Regions from separate parts of the Mus musculus genome. Here region 1 is linked to region 2. Evidence: chromatin contacts called from ENCODE Hi-C or POLR2A ChIA-PET data. All regions are on one chromosome and are shown on one strand. Each heading gives the region's core, a stretch centred on a gene start or an enhancer-like site at or near the end of the contact. The rest is flanking DNA. Distances are from core to core; before and after follow the strand shown. Region 1 holds the start of Mtg2 (mitochondrial ribosome associated GTPase 2). Region 2 holds the start of Lsm14b (LSM family member 14B).

Region 1 (5,840 bases), core at 2,425-4,924, 46 kb before region 2:
ATAGAGAAATCCTGTCTCAAAAAACAAAACAAAACAAAACAAAACAAAACAATAGCAGCAACAACAAACAAAAGAAAAAAAGAACACAACCTTCTTTATCCAGTGCACATATGAAAAGCACTTGAACATAAATTAAAAATACATTGTTTCGCATTTATTTTATGAGTGTTTTGCCCACATGTATGTATGCACACTACGTGAATACCCAGTGCCCATGGAGGTCAGAAGAGGGCAACAGATCCCCTGGAAGTGGAGTTATGGATTGCTGAGAACCTATGTGTGTTTGGGAAACTGAATCTGGGTCCTCTGTAAGAGTAACAAGTGTTTCTAACCACCAAGTCACCTCTCTGTACCACTCTGTAATTAATTAATAATGAACACTGAGTCAGATATGGAAGCTCATATCTGCAACCCTTACAGTGGAGCTCAGGGGAGCTGGATCCCCTTGGCTGAGGTCAGTCTAAGCTGTTATGATTTCCAGGCTCTCGGCTGCAGAGGGAGACTTTATCTAAACACACGAGGCAGCTGGTGTACACATTTAACCTCAGCAAGTTCAAGACCAGCCTCAGCTACACTGTGTGAGGCCAGCCTGAGTTATGTGAGACCCTGCCTCAAAAAAAAAAAAAAATTCAACTGGGGCTGGAGAGATGGCTCAGTGGTTAAGAGCATTGACTGCTCTTTCAGAGGTCCTGAGTTCATTCCCAGCAGCGACATGGTGGCTCAAAACCTATAATGGGATCCGATGCCCTCTTCTGGTGTGTCTGAAGACAATGACAGTGTCCTTACATATATAAAATAAGTAAACCTAAAAACAACAACAAAAAACCCCGACCAACCAGTCAAACCAAACCAAGCAACCAGTAGCAAATGTTCCAGCCCTAGTGTGCAACCTGCAGAATTCTATCCCTGCTAAAGTGGGTTCCAGTGATGAACCCACCATTCTGCCTATACAAATGTTCCACAAAGCAAACTCTTCCATTATTCCCATTTGACAATGGAAGACGCTGAAGCAAAGAACAGGATCAGAACTCACCAAGGACTTGAACTGCTGCATGGAGGAAAGAGTGTTGTAGGAACGTGGTGGGTGGCTCTGCTCTGGGCACCTGCTGGCACACCGGCGGCTAGACCTGTAAGGCACAGGCTGTCACTGTCAGCTGGTTTGGCACTGGTGGAGCCAAACGGAAAGGTTAGGAACAGCTGCACAGCCACCTGGCGTCCTGACACAGACTTGGGTCTGCTTTGGCTCCTTTCCTTCTTTCTGTGTTTCCTGTGGGTTTTTTTTTTTTTTTTTCTTTTGGTGGCGGTGGGGGGGTTGGTTTGAGGACAACAAGGTCTCACCATATAGCCTTGGCAGGTCATGGAAAACTGCTTGCTTCCACCTCTAAGTGTGGAGACCAAAGGTGTACGCTGCCACAGTCTGCTCCTCACCCCACTTTCAGTTTGTGTGTCTGCTCTTTGAGATGGGCGGCTCCCTGCCAGGGAGCAAACGAAACCTCTTTCCCGTCGTCGCTGTTCTCTCTCATTGCTTACCTAACGCAATCTCTGCACTGTCCCATCTAGTGTCTACAGCCACCCGGGACTGATAAAGTTAAAATGAATTAAAATCCAGCTGAGGAGATGACTCGGTGGGCAAGAATGCTTGTGGTGTAACCTGCAACCGTGCACACTACACGGAGGCTGAGATGGCAAGATCCAGACTCAGGGAGAAACCTGGCCTCAAGGGAATGAGAAAGAGTGCTAGAGGACACCTAATGCCCTCTTACCTGTACATGTGCACGTGTGTGCATCTGCACACTCACATGCATGGGCATGCACACTCACCAGAGTAAATAAAGCCCAAGTACCTAGTTCTTCAGTGCTACAGGCCACTCAGGGCTAAACCAGGAAATACAGACTAGGATACTGCCATCACAGAAAGTCCTAGTGGGTAGGGTCTACCCACAGCACACTGTAGAGGGAGCCTAGGAGGGCATCCTCACTTTCTGTCTAACTGTGCCTTTGCTGGGCCAATGAAGAGAGTCAGAGCCTGGAGCCTGAGAGCCAAGATGCTTTAAGGCTGTACAGCAAGGCTTTCATGTATGGGGAATTCCACGGTGCTACCGTGTGAGAGGGCCACTGCTGCTATACAGGATGCTAAGCTCCCGGCTACTGTCCACAAGAGGTGTGTCCAGGAACCTTCCGCACTAGTTTCACAGTGAACCGATTGATCTGATTGTGTAGCTGGCACTAGAGACATGTGCCAAGATGTCTTCAATGAGAAAGAAGAAAGCACTGTGGAAGAGGGGTGTAGCTCAGTTGGTAGAATGCCTACCGACCTAGCATGCACAAAGCCCTGGGGTTGACCCCTGGAATCACATAATCCAGGCATGCCACCACTTACTCAGGAGGTGGAGGTAGGAAGGTCAGAAGTTCAAGGTCATCTTCTACTACTTAGCAAGTTCAAGGCCAGCCAGGGAGCCAGACACATGCAAACCTGTCTTAAAAAAAGAGAAAGGGGGAAAAAAAAAAGCATTCTTGAGGAATGTTTTCATTTCTTCAGTGTTATTCTTTTATAGGCTAAGCACAATTGGTTAACAGTATTCACAGTTAACTAACTTAATTCTAAGCATTCCATTTTCACTTTGCTACCGGATATTAAATCCCACGCGGGCATTACTGTTTCTGCTACATACTTTTACACTTCATTACATATGTTTGTGATCTACTTCGTTCTTCATGTGGAAAACATTTAGAAACTGGAGTATCATTTTGTCACCTGACAACTCACATTACATGGTTTTTACTTAATTATATGCCATTCACGGGGGTGGGGGTAAGTGTTCCTGCTGTGTGCGGTGGCAGATGCACTCCGGAAGCCAGACAGGCATCTGGGTGCCAGGCCAGCAAGGGAGAGCCTGTCTCAAAAACAAAATAAAGCACGCGTTCAACAACGCTGCTGTCTGGGTGCCTGCCCTATGGGGCCTTGTGGGACAGACTGACTGGAGGGACAGCTGCCACCTCCCACCCAATCCCCGACCCAGCACTCAAGGTCCCAGACTGGTTCACATGCAGGCAGGGAAACCTCCCGACAGCTCCGAAACTGTTCCATGCTGGTCCTTTAGATTTCTGAGTAGGAACAAGGCCATTTGCTCGCACCCCAGGCGCATCTCTACCGATCCTTAGTGTGCAGAATGCTTCTTTACCTCATCTTTAAAAGAATGCCTCTACAAAGCCGCGGAGGCGGGGACTCAGGAAGACTCAACTGCCCATAGTTAGGCGACACACTGCGGCGCCTGCATCTTAACAGGTGAGCCTCTACCCTAGTAGCGCATCCATAAAGGCTTTCCAAAAGAGCTGGGCAAGGGGACGTTTCTGCCATTGTTTTCTGTTCATGGTCTCACTATGTGGCCTAGGCGGGCCTCGAACTCCTAGAAATCCACCTGTCTCATCTGGGAAGCTGCGCTTACAAGCGTGCGCCATCACGCTCAAGCTAAGGCGAGAGCGAGTCTTTCAGAAACCAACTTTACGGCGATCAGGCCGGACGGGCTCTCCTCATTAGAGCCACCGCACACAGAGAGAGATCCCGCCCAGTCATCCCGCCCGCCGCCTGCCGCCGGAGAACGCACACCCGTGCAATGCCGCCCGCACCCACCCGCTCCCGACAGCTCCCACCTCCGCTCGCTCGACTGGTTCCGGGTCGGGCTCTGGCCGCGCACGCGCAGTGCAGCAGCAAACCGGAAGGCGAGGCACCGCCCCCCGAATCCCGTGGTCTCTGTGGCTCCAAAGCCAAAGTCTGGGCACCAAGGAAGCTGAGCAGAAGGATCGCCGTGAATTCCTGCCCAGCCTGAGACACACAGTGATCCTGTCTCACAAAACCAGGAAAAAGCCAGGTGCCGGGTCGCACGCTTTTAATTCCAGTCTCGGGAAAAAGAGGCCGGGAATGTCTGAGAGTCACATAGGTTTGTACAGTGCGCCTCCGTCTAACCAACCAACCAAACAAGGGTGAAAATGATAGGGTGTTTAAAAACTGTACTTCGTTCACAAATAACAAGACAGACGTAACATGCTCAATAAACAGAAATGAGGTAATGGCTAAAAAAGTGTTTTAATGGAAATGGAAAGTCTTCCTCTTTTTACAAGTTTGAACGGACACTCAGTCACTGAAGCCCACGTCTGAGAACAGGTACAACAGGAAAGGAAAACACCTCCTTTCTGGGCCAGGCCTGTGTCTGCCCAGTGCCTCTGCGGACATCTCCCATCTCCCACTGTGCTATATGCTAAGTCTGCAGAGATGTCCATCCACCCATAGCCCCTGACAAGCGCAGCGCGTAGTGGTCAGCACATCTGAAAACCCCAGTCCTCAGTGGTCAAGTTCACCAAGTATTGAACGGATGCTGGGAAACAGGAGGAAGAATGAGCAGCGATTTCCAAATCTCCCTTTGCATCTTTTCTGGCCTTCAGTAGGAGGAACCATTGAAAACAAAACACAGTCAACCACACCTGCACGAAGGGTTCATTTCAGCCTAGGACTTTTCAAACATTCATGTTACAGAAGAAAAGCTATAATACAGGCAATGAAAAAGACTGGCATCACTTTCCCCCACAAAATTACATAAAAATCAATAAAACATTAAATAAACAATATTAATCATTAAATATATTAACACCAAAATCAGGTATAAATTAGGAAATAAATGTACAAACTATTTCACAAAGTGCTTTTAAAAATATATACACAACATTCAAGAAATTCTTAATGTAAGACATTTCAAATTGAACTTTTGGGGTGATACATATTTTAAGTGTTCTTTTCTTTCAAAAAGTATTAACACACACTAACACAGCACTTTACATATACACACACACATACACACTAATACAGCACTTTAACATACACACATATATATACACACATACACACACATACATACACACACACACACACACACACACGTACACACTTGCACATGTATGCATACATAAAAGGCATATTCCCAGATTGGCAAGGAATAAAAACCATTTCACAGTTACTTAAAATGTTTCGACATTTTCAATGGGATATTTAGCCCCCAAGTGAGCTTGTAGGCTAGTTTTATAAAAATTGCCAGAAAGGGAAGGAGCTAAAGAGATGATGAGTCCCTAAAATCAAGTTGCTAATACTTCTGCCATGTAGCGATCAGAAACTTGTTTCTGTAAAGTTAAAGCCGTCATGTAGTCAGCCCTTGCCTGTGTGTTTCCTAAACCCTGTGCCTATGAGACACATATGCCCATGGTTGTTGATAATGGTCCCAAGGAGAGGGAGAATGTCCTAGAGTAAGACGGCAGCCGACACAGACAAGTCCTTTGATCCGGCCCTTGATTCTCCTGTAAGTAAATGGAGCTTGCACTGTAAGTTCCAGCAAGACTGTCAAGATTAATTCAAGCAAACTCCACAAAGGTGCCTTACTACTGAGCTACAGGTAAGTTTTATATTTTAAAAACTATCAGCTGAAAACAGATGTGGTGGTGCATGCCCGTGGTCTCAGTACCCGGGAGTGGAGGCTGGGGGATCATTAAGTTCAGCCTCAGCTATGTAGTGAGTTTGAGGCCAGTCTGGGCTACATATAAGACACAAATAAAGCAAAAGCATCCTGGTGGACAGGTCTGATGTACCAAGCCCTGCATCCTTGGGGATGGTTTTGTATGTTCTTGGTTGTTCTGAGCACTCATCTTCAAGGTTGTTCTTTTCTTCTCATAGTAACATTGTTATTATCTAAATAAATGCTGAAAAATATGCCTGCTGCATTATATGCGGTGTTTTCCTTTGATAGAACCTTTTCAAAAAGGCTGTCTCTCATGTTTGCACAGAATTAAAACGAGAT
Region 2 (5,778 bases), core at 2,515-5,014:
CTCAGCTACCCTATGCTGGAGTCTGAGGAAGGGTGGATGGACAAGATGCAAACTCTCTGTTCTTAGGAACCGGGGGAGGGGGGGGGGAGAACATGTATGTGTACATATATGTACGTGTGCACACTCATGTGGAGGCCATAGGTCAACCTTGGGTGTCATCTACCTCTTTAAAGGCAGGGTCTCTCAGGTGGCCTGGAACCCACTGATTAGGTTCAGTTTGTGGGTCAGCCAGTCTCAGGGTCTGCCTAGCTCTGCCTCCCCAGCACTGACACAGTGCCCAACTCTCTACGTTTTGAACACAGCTTCAAGGTCACAAAGACAGGGCTGATCTCTGGGAGTAGTAAGCCCTGTCAGTGGAACCACGTTTGAGCTGGGCTCTTGCAACACACCAATCTATGCTACAACAGGAAACAGGGTATCAGTGGGCTCTCAGACAGATCTCATGTGTAAAACTACAGCTGCACCACAACTTCTTATCCCAGGTGCATTCTGATTTATGTCATCTGGTGCAAACTCAACAATGCTGGCTCAGTCTCAGGAAACAGCTCGTCAACACTAACGTGCTGATGCTGCGCTGGGTAACTTATCAGGAGTGGTTAGGATGTAAGAATCCAGCAGCTGCAGGACATGAAGACTGTCTGGCTCTCAGGGTGCATGACTCCACTGCACGGTTGTCACGGTAAGAGTAGTCAAGCACACAAAAACGGTCACTCACCTAGACCTAAGGAAGCGGCATACTGCTGGCTGAGCAGGGAACTGGCTGCCAGCTGGCCATACGGTGGCATCCCTCTGAAGGGGCTGTAAGGCACATGCGGCTGGAAGGGCGAGGCGGAGGCAGAGCCCAGGGAGGACTGAACAATGAGACATACAATACAGGTGAGAGTGCTGCAACATCCTGGTACCCTCAAGTCTCCATATAGCGCACATTCTCAGGAAGAGGGTGCCAGGTCTGTCAGCCTGCACTCCTGCTATGGTAGGGAGTCCTGGGTAGTTTCCATTGTTGCCAAACAGACCTTCCCCAAACATTTCACTACAGCTGCATGAACTCCTTCCAGAATTAAAACTCCTACAGCTGCCCTCTGCCAACAGCAATCTGACATTTTTACAAGGAAATGCCACTTTTAGGTGGAGAAAGGTTCCCTGAAGAGGGACAGCTGTGAGGCCAGAAACTATTTACACATCTCCAATGTGTCTTTCATCACCCGCCCAACAATCTGCCTCCGGGATGAATGCTCATGAGGACGGCCTGCCCCCACCCCTCCTCTAGTCTGGTCGTTACTTTCCCTGTTTTGAGACCTTGAATACCTATCCAAGCTTTCCAGAAATCTGACTTGGGTTCTCTCAAGTGCCAACTCTGCACCCTACCTGCTCCTACCTCTCTAAATATAGCTTCATCTTAGAACCCAGGGCAGTCTGAACTGGAGAAGCCAACGAAGGTCTAAACTTACAAAAGATAATAATCTAATTGCCCTTGTACCCACCCCTGTAATCCTGGGGTGTAACCTACCAGGCAGTCAGGCTTAGCTTAAGACTTTCAAATTTAGTGTCCGACAATAATGCATTACCAGAACAGAAAACTATTAGAGAACCAACCCCGTCACCCTCAAAACACCCGATGCGCCACTTATACTCTGCCACTCAAAGCTAGACTGCTATGCTCTAGGCATGCCAGGCCCAGGCAAGGCCACCAGCAGCAGCATCTGTACCTCACGCACAGCAAGCCACAGGTCTCTTTCCCTAGCGGCCCTCCATGCTGCGCATGTAACCCTGTAAGGTGTATGCTCTGCATGAATTAACCCCTTAGGAACAGAAACCGTCTAGGTGAAAACCAGGCCAGTGTTCACTAGAGGGCAATTCCTCAAGCTGAATGCTCCAAACAGATGACACCAACTTTCAAGGGGAAACCAGCCTCTCTTGTAAAGGCACAGCCACACAGAAGCGTCGACACTTACCTGAACAATAGCAGGATCCTGAGGGAGTGTATGTTGAGCTTTTGGAGGTTCGCACACAGTAATATCCTTGATATCACTTCCCCGGAAAATGATGTACTCATAAATTTCCTCTCTTGGGGGAGCAGGCCTGTCTGTGGGACGGTCTTCAGTACCAAAGGACCTCACTTAGGGGTTGAGAAAACGACAGTTAACTTGTTGTCCTGGGCCAAGCTTCTGACTACAGAGAGTGCCCTCTGACACAGCACTCTCTTCACAACTAACAGCTACTCGAGCTCGCTGACAATACCTATACAGCACCATGTGGCAAAGACCACAAGGGACAGTAGTTCAGGAATTGACATGAGAATTCCCGTAGAATCCCAAGCTTCACAAAGTTCCCTGATAATCTGTGAAAGCCCTCTGATGGGCAGAGCTCTTTGTAGAACCTCTTTTCTCACATCTGACTTTGCAGATGGACCCTTAGGCCCTCATCACAAGCTGCAGCTGAGGAGATTTTCTGAGGCAAGCACGAAATCTCCCTAGCCCTGGTACAAAGAACAGGCCATGGTTGCTGCAGAAACAAAGGGAACAAATCTCCAAACTCAGACCCCCAACATTAGTTTCTATGTTCATAAGGAAATCCTGGACCCAACGGACCCTCGACAGGATGGATCTAGGAAGGCTAGCACACCTCTCTTTGGCAAGACTCCTGGGCTGAGCTGAATCTGGTGGCAGGCTTTAAGTAGCAAACTCCTATTGTGGACAGGGGCCTACTCTGGGTCTGGTTCTCCAACAGGGGATCTCACGTCAAGTGCAGCATGAAGAGTTCAAGAGAACAAAAAGCCGGAACCCTGAGCCCTTCACTGCAGCACCAGTCTGGGTCTGTGCGCCTCGCTTCAAATAGGAGGTATGGCTAGGGTTTAGGAGAATGGCCCAGGACTGCAGCATGCTGGCTTCAGATTGGCCTCGAACCTCCCATCTGCACCCTCGAGGGTCTAACACGTTAACCCCGGGCGGGCTGCGGCGCTCACGCTTCTGGAGAGCCGAAGGAAACAAGCGCCCCATTTAACGCGGAGAAAGAAGACAAAGAAGCTCTGGGCCCTCACGCTGCCGCGACTAGCGCACCGACTCTGGACTTCTCTCATCAAACCAACCCCTCAAGTGGACAGGGTCGGGAGAGTTCAGAGCAGGACAGCCGCAGTTCAACCGACGCCCTAGCTCGGCGAGAGGCTGCACCGCGACTCGACGGGCGGTGGCTACCAAGGGGTTCCAAGGAGAGCGCGCCGGACCCGGGCCCCCCGCCTCGGCGCGCGTCTCGCCCCGCGAGGGCGTCTCGCAGGTGGGGAGGTCCACGGCTTCAAAGCCGCCCCACCCCCCGACACCGGCAGGATCCTGGTCCGCTCCTCCCACAGCCCCCGCCGAAGCGGGGAACACCATTGTGCGGGCAGGCGCGGGGCGGCGAGCTGTTGGGGCGTCAGTTGGGCGCGCGGCGGCGGCGGGCCGCTACCTTTGGCGAGCGCCACGGTGGAGTTGTCGGTGTCGATGGTGTAGAGGATGCCCTCATAGCGGATCTGCGCCTTGGAGATGAGGCTGATCTTGCTGCCCAGATACGGGGTGCCGGACGAGCCGCTCATGGCGGCGGCCGGGGCGCGCAGGGCGCGGGGGACCAGCGCCGGGCCCCGCCCGCTCCGCTGCCGCGCGGTGGCCTGGCCTCCCACTCCTGCGCAGCTCCGCGCCGCCGCCTCCGAGGCGCCTCCTGCCGCGCCTAGGGGCCTGCGGGCCACGAGCGAACCGGAGAGGGAGCAGAGCGAGGCGCTTAGCCCGAGTCTGAAGGGAGCGGGGGAGGAGCGCCGCCGCAGCCACATCCGGGGCCTCCCGCCACCGCGCGCCGCCCCCGTACGCTCGCAGCCTATTGGCTCCTCGCTGCCGGCTCCCTTTAAATATGGCCGCGCCGCAGGCGGTGGGCGGGGCCGCGCCTGCGCATTTGGAAGCTGCCGGCCGGGGACCTGCCTCTCCGGGTCTTCCCAGCCGGTTCCCGGCGGGCCTCGCTCACCGCTTCGGGGCCTGAGACTGAGCGGGCGGGGCGAAGCGCGCGTGCGCGGGGCAGGCGGGAGGCCACTGTTTGCAAACTCGGGGGCGGGGCGGGGGCTGGACCTGGAAGAGCGCCAGGCTCCTCCCTCCGCGCGTGCCGCTGGCACCCTTCTGGCCCAGGTGTTAATAGGGCGGAGTTGTCAGTCTTCCTTTCTTGTTTGTTGGAGCTGGACCCCGACAGCGCCGGGCCAGGTGCGTCTTCAGTCCCGCTTGCTCCCCGGGGCTAAGGAACCGGCAGGCGGGTGCTGCTCAGTTCTGCAGCGCTCACGGCGGGGGCGACCCTGAAATAGAAAGTGCAGGGGGAGCTCGGGGCAGCCCTGCGCTCCCAAGCCTGATATCCCTAAAATAAGCCCTGACTGTTTTGGGTGACTCCCGCCCGCGTGCGCGCGTCCTCAGACTGCGGCCCAAAGCCCAGCCCGCAGTATAAAATTGGGAGATTTCCCCCTAAATCGCTTCCCATTCTTGCGTTGCTGACTCCGCATCATGCATAGCGGGTAACTTTGTATGTATGAGCGCATGCTAATTTACAGTTAGTCTCCACCATCAGATTAGAGCCCAATATTAGTTACTATGAGAAATTTGGTGGCGATTGGCATTTTATAAACGTGAAATAGAATGAAAGAGGAGATAAGGGAACATCCCATATAGTGAAAACAAGTACTGTTTTGTGAAACAATTTCTCTTAAATGTGAGCCATAAAACGTACTTCTTACTGTAGTGACATCAACTTACCACCACTGCCGGAGGATGCTGGGAATAGTTGTGAACAATTTTAAATTTTAATATTTTCTTATTCGGTGCATGTGCATGTGTGTCCGTGTGTGCATATGTCACAACATGTGTAGAGGCCAGAGGACAGTTAGGAGTTCTCTGCTTCCTGGAAGCATATGGGTCCCGGAAATGGGTATTCAGGGGGTCACACTTAGCAGCAAATGCATTTACCCGCTGAGCCATCTTGCTGAGCCTGTTTTTTGTTTTGTTTTTTTGTTTTTTGTTTTCTTTTAGTTTTAGTTTTAGTTGTGACAGGGGTCTGTCTTACTCTTAGCTCAGGTTGGCGGGGAACTGACTGTGCAGCCCAAACTGGTCTCTAACCTCCTGCCTCAGTCTTCTGATGTGCCAAAATTTTGAGAATGAGCCACCACACTAGACACCCATAGTGGGACGACTTCCCCCAGTTTACAGAAGCAGAAACAAGCATAGTATGTGGGTGAATTGCTGGTGAGCCTGAAGAGTCCTTTGAGATGTTAGTCTGGGCCTCAAACGCCATGCATCTTTTCCACACCACTCCTCCGTGCCCCACACACAACTTTGTGAGACCCACTGAGTCGCCTCCATCACCGAGCAGCAGAGAAGGCAGAAAAGCCTGTTTGATCAACTATAACTCAGCCATATTTCCCACACCAGGGTCTTGACTCAGGAAAACTGAGGCAACCCTGTTGGGAAGAGGTCTTCTGGTCTGGGGCATCCAGGCTGTCACTACAGCATGGCCGTGCACAGTCATTCAGGTTGTACTTGATGGAGGGTTTAGGGGCGGGGGGGGGGGGGGAAGGGGTGAGGACCTGTGAGCACCTCAGTGACCTGGATGCAGAGCCCTCTATGTAGCCCCTACTTTTCAAGGCTTCGTGGGTCGGAGGCGCGTGGGTTGGAGGCGTGTCCTCAGTTAACAGAGGCTGATTCTTCCTGAGTCCTACAACTTGAGATGGAGGAAGGGGGTTCAGCTCCCAGTGGCCTCAAAGTGCCTGCCAGGCTCCTGATC

Evidence for each region. A loop is a pair of places that touch in the nucleus more often than their neighbours do. ChIA-PET counts read pairs that join two places held with the same protein, here RNA polymerase II (POLR2A).
Region 1: a map of T-helper 2 cell shows a loop between it and region 2 (2.1-fold over the local background). The contact joins the promoter of Mtg2 here to the promoter of Lsm14b in region 2. A Hi-C loop is called at or near these places in 1 of 37 maps with a recorded cell type or tissue (T-helper 2 cell). POLR2A ChIA-PET finds 5 or more read pairs at or near these places in 3 of 5 experiments (Patski and embryonic stem cell).

The regions. Positions count from the first base shown.
Region 1 is chr2:180,068,427-180,074,266 of GRCm38, reverse strand. Mtg2 (mitochondrial ribosome associated GTPase 2) reads right to left here and starts at 3,674. Exons shown (of 10, transcript NM_181424.3): 1 at 3,652-3,674; 2 at 2,381-2,473; 3 at 1,034-1,127. It overlaps Ss18l1 (SS18, nBAF chromatin remodeling complex subunit like 1), which reads right to left. Exons shown (of 11, transcript NM_178750.5): 11 at 4,066-5,840.
Region 2 is chr2:180,022,973-180,028,750 of GRCm38, reverse strand. Lsm14b (LSM family member 14B) reads right to left here and starts at 3,764. Exons shown (of 10, transcript NM_001372364.1): 1 at 3,439-3,764; 2 at 1,953-2,116; 3 at 716-851. The coding sequence starts at 3,565.